3 separate regions of the Homo sapiens genome follow, and all the other regions are linked to region 1. A link is an interaction called in ENCODE POLR2A ChIA-PET data of the cell type or tissue named here. Cell type or tissue: GM12878. All regions are shown on one strand. Region 1 overlaps ATXN1 (ataxin 1). Region 2 overlaps ATXN1 (ataxin 1). Region 3 overlaps ATXN1 (ataxin 1).

Evidence for each region. Peaks named below come from ENCODE experiments on the same cell type or tissue, not always from the same donor. Only the 100,000 strongest peaks of a DNase experiment are listed, where the experiment ranks them.
Region 2: POLR2A ChIA-PET joins it to region 1 with 10 read pairs; 10 of 35 experiments call an interaction of 5 or more read pairs at or near these places.
Region 3: POLR2A ChIA-PET joins it to region 1 with 12 read pairs; 8 of 35 experiments call an interaction of 5 or more read pairs at or near these places.

Annotation. Positions count from the first base shown.
Region 1 is chr6:16,412,991-16,415,490 of GRCh38, forward strand. The region is part of intron 6 of ATXN1 (ataxin 1); the gene reads right to left. Among named protein-coding and RNA genes, the nearest start is that of GMPR, 180 kb to the left of the region's middle. RefSeq lists an enhancer at 1,124-1,313. In GM12878, no CTCF peak of the experiment used is centred here; DNase peaks (open chromatin) are centred at 557, 1,282 and 1,487; H3K4me3 peaks cover 1,782 bases; H3K27ac peaks cover 2,500 bases.
Region 2 is chr6:16,469,988-16,472,487 of GRCh38, forward strand. The region is part of intron 6 of ATXN1 (ataxin 1); the gene reads right to left. Among named protein-coding and RNA genes, the nearest start is that of GMPR, 230 kb to the left of the region's middle. In GM12878, no CTCF peak of the experiment used is centred here; DNase peaks (open chromatin) are centred at 1,354 and 1,554; H3K4me3 peaks cover 927 bases; H3K27ac peaks cover 2,469 bases.
Region 3 is chr6:16,493,810-16,496,309 of GRCh38, forward strand. The region is part of intron 5 of ATXN1 (ataxin 1); the gene reads right to left. Among named protein-coding and RNA genes, the nearest start is that of GMPR, 260 kb to the left of the region's middle. RefSeq lists an enhancer at 219-278. In GM12878, no CTCF peak of the experiment used is centred here; a DNase peak (open chromatin) is centred at 1,182; H3K4me3 peaks cover 537 bases; H3K27ac peaks cover 2,500 bases.

The DNA.
Region 1 (2,500 bases):
TTCTAGTGTTAGGGTGATGAGGTCTCTATCTATTCACAAGAAGAAAAAGAGTCATCCTAAACCATTCCCAAACTATGTTAGAAATGAAGAAAGGGGAAGGGAAATAGCACTTGCTGAGCACTTCGTTTAAATGTGCCAGTCATTATGCTGCATATTTTATATTTAATCCTCACACAACCCTACAAAGTAGAAATGATGACTCTATTTAAAGACAAACTGAAACTCAAAAGAACTTCCTCGAAATGATACAGTTAGCACATTATGGATGCAGAATTCAAACCCAGGCCTGTCTAGTTCTTAAATCCGTGTTCTTCCCATATACCATGCTGCCTCTCAAAAGGAAACACTGTTTTTGTTTTTTTTTTAAGGTACAAATATAGTTTGTGCATTTGGAAGAAGATGCGGCTCGGGACCCATTCTTTTTGTTATAGGCTTGTGCTATAAACATCCATCTTACTCTTAGTTTGACCTTTGTGCCGTGGGCTCATGTCTGTAATACAGGAACCCAATCATTTCTGAAAGTCTGTCTAACAGTGATATTGTGTGCAGCAAATGTTTAATGAATGGATGAGTGAATGTGAATCAATGGGTGGGGGAATAAATAAATAAATGAATGAATGAAAGTGAAACTGACGAGCCCATACTGGGACTGAATCGGCAATGTGGGCCTCCTGAAAGCACTGCATGTTAATCACTACTTTTTTGAGCTTTGTGACATGATGTTTGGGTGTCTGGAGAAAAATCCTGTGTGGTGGTGGTCTGGGCTTTTTTACTGACGCAATGGCCCACCTGATATAATTTTGATTTCCATCAGCCACTAAACTTAGCCTGAAGACAAAATTTCCTTTGAAAGGATTCAGCTTAGGGGAACAGATAATAAGGAGGTGGTTATTTGGGGAAACAAGAGTTACTTTACATTCCTATAACATATTTCTAAAAATGAAACATTCTCAAAGCTGGAAAGTAAGGAAAATCAAACATTGCTCTACTTGGGGTTTTGAAAATGGAACATTGATTGTTTGTAAAAGTGATGCTTAATTTGGAGGATAAGAAGCGAACTTCTTTCTATAGCCTCAAGGAGCTAATTAAAATGTGACACGGCAGTGATTATATACTTAGAGGTATCGATAGGTCCTCATTTTTCCACAGCACAGATAATCTCACGCCAGCTCTCACCTATATTAAGTGTTAGACACTTGGTACAGGAACGGATTTCTGCTCTTCCCTATCTCTCACTGTTCAGGGACCTTTGGTCAGTTCCTCAGCATATTGTACCCTAAATGAGGTGATGAGACAGCATCGAGCCAACTGAACTATCAGAGAGTGAGGTCGTAATGCTTATCGGTCACTGTTAAAACCCATCCAACCCATTTTGGTATGATTCTTGCAGTTACTAAGGCCTGGCCTTCATTCTCTCTCCACTCAGAATTCACTTTAAGCTATTATAAGAAAGCTAAAGATAAAACAGCTTCTGCATAATGAAACACTAATCCCCAGAGTGTGACGCCCACGACACAAATGAATGCTAGACAGAAGATAACCAAATGTCTAGACTTATTCAAACCTGCTTCTCATAGTTCAAACTTGTACTCACTGCTTCATCAGCTTATGAACCATAAACTGATTTAAAAACACACATGCAAAACTGAACAACAACAACAAAAAAACGCTAAACCCAGTAGAGCCTCTTCACTCAGGCCTTTTTATTTGAGTTTATCTATCCGAATGCAGTAATGCCTCCTTAAGCAGACACAGCTTACTGAAAATATACACAATTTGTAGCATCTGAAAGAGAATATGGCCTTTGTCCTTCTTTCTACTCAATATGTTGGTGGACTGGAATGTTTCCAATGTAGTCAATTTTTCTGGCTCTTTAAAATTAAATTAATAAAAGTATACAATTTAAGGATCTATAGATTTGTGTTCAGCACAATGGACTAAAAGTTGAGCTACTGGATTCTAGAACAAAATGTCACTTATAATTAGCTGAGTATATATGACATCTCAGGCATTGTACCAAGGGCCCAGAAAATTACCTCATTTCATTTTTATAATTTTCAGAAGCACCCACTTTCCTAGCTAGGATACCTACCAATTGTGTTCTTGGGCAAATTATCTTCTATCTTGGTTTGTACAACAGAAGAAGAAATTATTTTAAAATATATGGAATATAATAAAATAGAAATTTGGCCAATTAATTAATATTAGGCAGTGAAACAATAAGTGGTTTTTTTGTTTGTTTGTTTTTGGTTTTTTTGAGACAGGGTCTCACTCTGTCGCCCAGACTGGAGTGAAATGGTGCGATCTCGGCTCACTGCAACCTCTGCCTCCTGGGTTCAAGAGATTCTCCTGCCTCAGCCTCCCGAGTAGCTGGAACTACGGCACCTGCCACCATGCCCGGCTAATTTTTTGTATTTTTAGGAGAGATGGGGTTTGGCCATGTTGGCCAGGATGGTCTCGAACTCCTGACCTCAGATGCTCCACCCTCCTTGGCCTCCCA
Region 2 (2,500 bases), 57 kb after region 1:
TTGATGAATGGTTTCAAAGAGTTTCAAAGAGATATTTGCACACTCATATCCATAGCAGCATTATTAACAATAAACTAAAGGTGGAAGCAACCCAAGTGCCCACTGATAGATGAAGGATAAGCTAAATGTGGTCTACACATACAACAGAATATTATTCAGTCTAAAAAGGAAGGAAATTCTGACATGCTATAGCACAGACAGACCTGAAGGACATTATGCTCAGTGAAATGAGCCAGGCACAAAAGGACAAATACTACATGATTCCACTTATATGAGCCACTTACAGTAGTCAAAATAATAGACAGCAAGTAGAATGGTGGCTGCCGGGGGCTAGGGTGGAGGGTAGAGCATTAGTATTTTATGGGTCTAGATTCAGTTTTGCCAGAAAAAAAGAGGTGTGAAGACAAGACAATGGAGATGGCTTCACATCAATATGAATGTACAACTATACACTTAAAAATGGCTAAGACAGTAAATTTTATGTTATGTGTACTTTACTATAATAAAAAAAACTGGAAAATTATGTTGGTGAACTATACCATAGCTTTGAAACTTACATGCAAAGTTATCTGATTATTATTATGTTAGCTATTTTATATGGAAAGTTATTGGACAGAAGTCAGAATGGGTAGTTTAGACTGATTAGGTAGACAGCTGCTTGCTTCCTAATCTGTTTGAAAAATGACACCCAAAAGATCTCCCCTGGGATCAGCTGAAATCACCATTAAAAAAATTCAGGCCATGCTTGTAATTTCAGCACTTTGGGAGGTCAAGACAGGAGGATCACTTGAGGCCAGGGAGTGTGAGTCCAGCCTGGGCAACATAGTGAGACTTCATCTCTATAAAAAATAATTAAGAGAAAAATTAAATCCTTCCAACCCTTAGCCTTTGAAAAATGCAATTATCCTAGCCAAGGTCTCTATCAGCTTAATGTGAGTGTCTCAACAAGACTGTTTTTCTCCACAGGCCAACCAAGGTACCTAGACTGATGTGAGGCATTTGGAAGAGGGGAAAGATTCGTCTGGAAAGGGAACAGAGAGTGACCAGCCACTGAAAGGACAGGCAGGAACCACTGGAAACAAACTGCGCCTACTTTGAAATTTCCCCCACAGCACAGATGACCTTTTGCCACAAGTTTTCATACAAGCTTTGCTTTCTCATTCCAATAATCTCCCTGCTATCTGAAAGACTTCTGGCAATTAAAACACACACACACACACACACACACACACACAATTCAAAACTTGAAAAGGGCTTCATCAGAAGATGAACAGGTCTTCTGCGAAATAATTCCCAACCATCACAATGTAAGTTAATCACAGGAAGTAATTTTGAATTTTCAGTGTCATCCTGAAACTGAACTATGGTTAGTAATTTGAGATTGAGATGAACGAAGTAAATGGAGATGCCTTAGAGCTCGGCATTCCTGAGTTTGCTGCAATGAGTAGTTAAGTTTGAAGAATCTAGATATGTGAATGATGTAATAGATAAGGCAGACAGATTGGATCAGAGGGGTTTTAATATTAAGATAAGTGACAATGATAGCTCACAGTCATGACCTTATGCCTATATCATAGAGTGACACTAGACAGCCAGTGAAATGCAAAGCAGCCATGTGCCCTGGATTAGATTCGCACCTCTCTGTAGCTGGGCAGCTTTCAGTAGAGCATGTCAGGAGTGTGCGTATGTGTGCATGCATGCGTGTGTGTGTGTGTGTGTGTGTGAGACAGAAAGAGAGAGAGTCTGTCATTGTAATATACAGGGAGTTTACATAAGAGAAGGTTGGAAGAGCAACAACAATTTGAATTAAGGTAGCCTATTTTTCTTTATAAGACACTCGGAATACCTAACAGGCCTTAACTTCATCAATCTCCGCACCATCTGTCAGACCTTAGGTTACAGTGACCACCCCCATGCATTAATCAAGAAGAGGCAACCAAGTGTGTAGCTTTGAGAAAAGTTCTGCTCTTTCAGACTTGACTGTATTATTAAAATTTCTAAAAAGGTAAACAACAGGAGGTGGTTTTAATCACAGTGTTGACTTTGATTGCATACCCATGTCCCTGGCAGCTTAGAATGGTTACAGCGCTTAAGGTAACATACAAAGTGCAGATGAGTAAGAAAAGAACCTGACAAAACTCAGTGAAATAACACGCAGGTGGCAGCATATGCACACCTGCGTCTTCACCCCACTTCCAAAAATAAGAAGATTCTATTTTTTTTTACTGTCTACTCCATACACTCTAGAACAGATTACATACATATTTATAAAGAGAAATGTATTGTTTCAATATTTTATGCAAAACTTCATGTAAGGTCATGTGTTTGTACAGCACAAAACATGGAATTGGGTATCTCTCCAGTCACCTATAAAGCTGAGCTCATCCCTTCTTCTGGCACTTGTTCTATACTGTGTTCTGGAAGCCAGACCAGATTGAACACAGCAAACCATATCTTCCTTTCAGTATAGAATGCAATGAGTCAGTGTTTATGCAATGAT
Region 3 (2,500 bases), 81 kb after region 1:
CACATAAGTCTCTAAGGAAACTGTGCAGTCCCTCAATGAAATGTTCCACAACAGCCTCTTTTTCCAACTCAGAACTAAAGGTAACTCTTTGTATTTCCTTTCTGAGGAATAAAGAGAAGCTGCCAGGGCTGCTGGCAATTGCAGAGTTCAGAAATGCTTCCTCTGAATGAGCACACTCAGCCCAGCAGGGTGCAGAGCCCTGTCTCCACCCTGCCCACCAAGGAGCTTAAGTGGCAGGCAAACTGGGCCAAAAACACCCCTTTCCCATGGAGAGGCATCTCCAGTGCAGGGCTGGACTGAGAGGCATCTCCAGTGCAGGGCTGGACTGAGAGGCATCTCCAGTGCAGGGCTGGACTGAGAGTCCAGTTAGACCTCAAGAAGAGTTGGAGGGAGGTCAGCGTGGGAGGTAGGCCAAAACTCAAGGTATTCTGAAGAATATGATTTATTCACAATATCATGCGTTCCCTGTTCAGTCAACATTTGATCATTTATGGGAGTTATCCATTGTAAAATTTCTTACAAACTGGCAGTCCTTGGATACCTAGCATGCACTCAGAATATTCTCTGTGTATATTAACTGGTTTGTGTTCAAGGAATAAAATCCAAAATTAGTACCGGCCTAAAGAACACATTATCAGAGATAAATATGCTGGAAAAATGTCTATCCTCAAAGGTTTTTTAAAAAAATTATATTTCATGTTGATCCATGTCACTGCTTCTTATCATTAGCATGGCTTATCACATAAAGGTAAGGATTTATTCATACAGAGACTGCTGCTGTGTGTATTTGTATGCAGGTTACATCTCCTTATGGACGTAGTGCAAAGTTTGCTATGAAATATAATTATACATTGGAGAAAAGTATGTCTGCATATCAAGAATAAAATGAAAATAAAATGTAAGTTGAACATATAGATGATAAATACCCAATCTGTGCTGAGCAGCTGTAGAACGACGTCTCAGGAAATTAGTATTTTAAAGACAAGATGTCATGTGCTCCTATTGACAACTTATTCCTGGCCTTATTTGTTCAACACGCAGGTCCTTCAGGTATTGCTGTAGCACAACAGAAAGAACAGTGGGCCAGAAGACAGGGAGGTCTGGGTCTAGAAGCCCAGAGACTCCACATCCCGAGTTACACATCCCCTTTCTGGTTGCCATGAGTCATCACGCACCTTCTGCCCAGAGGAGAGTTTTATTCATGCCTGCTTGAAAAGGTCAGTGTTTAGGTGTTGCAGAAGTGCTTGGTGAAAATGGGGAAGGCTGAAACACAGCCTGTGCCTCATGCTTTGATAATTTCTGAAGCATTTATAAATCATGAGCAGCTAAGGTCTGCAAGATGCTAATGTGTGCAGTCCAGTCCTCTGACTTTAAGTCTGTTTCAGTTCCTGCTCTATTTGCTCCTTTTTAATAACACAATTAGTAAAAATCCTAAAAAAGAAATAGCTAAATATTTTCCTCTCATTCTCTTTTTGCCATAATATTGAGAGTTATATGATAGTATCTTCAACTATTTTATTTGGCCTGACTTCACAAAGTACCAAACGGGGAGTGAAGATAAAATGAAGAGACAGAATCCACATATGCATCTCCCAACCTCTGTCCTTTTGAACAGACACAAGTAACAGAATTTACCAAAAGTATTAAAAACACGACCTTGGAAGCATCCTATCAAAGCCACAACTTCCTTTTCTTTTTATGAACTACTACCATGCAAAATTGCATGGCTACAGCTGGGACATCAAATCATGCTTTAAAAAATTAGTATTGGGGCTAGGCGTGGTGGCTTACGCCTATAATCCCTGTACTTTGGGAGGCCAAGGCAGGTGGATCATTTGAGGTCAGGAGTTCAAGACCAGCCTGGCCAACATGGTGAAACCCTGTCTCTACTAAAAATACAAAAATGAGCCAGGTATGGTGGCAGGCGCCTGTAGTCCCAGCTACTCACGAGGCTGAGGCAGGAGAATCACTTGAACCCAGGAAGCGGAGGTTGCAGTGAGCCGAGATCATGCCACTGCACTCTAGCCTGGGTGACAGAGTGAGACTCTCTCTCTCTCTCTCAAAAAAAAAAAAAAAGTTATTATTGGTATATTAGTAAAAGCCATTCAAAGCTCAAAAACAACAGAATTATTTTCTGAAATTCAAAATCAGTGCCAGATTTAACTACTTTTGCATAATGTTTGCCCCCACAGAACTTTCCATAATAATATTACGTCAACAGCACTCATTTTCTTTTTGGTCTACTTGTTTTACTAAATTAAAAGCCAACAGATACAACAACTCCATACTTTAAACTCCTTTTTTAATACTATTCCGAGTAACTGCCTCCTTGTTTAAATATTACAATTTTCTGACTCAATCAGAACAAAGTATTGCAAGACAAAGGTGCTATTGAAAACTTCTCTTTTTTTGGAGGAGGCTTCATAAAAGCATTCTAGCTTAAAACTGGGATTTCAATGGTCTTAACTGTGAATACCATGTAGCAGAAATGCCACTTGGC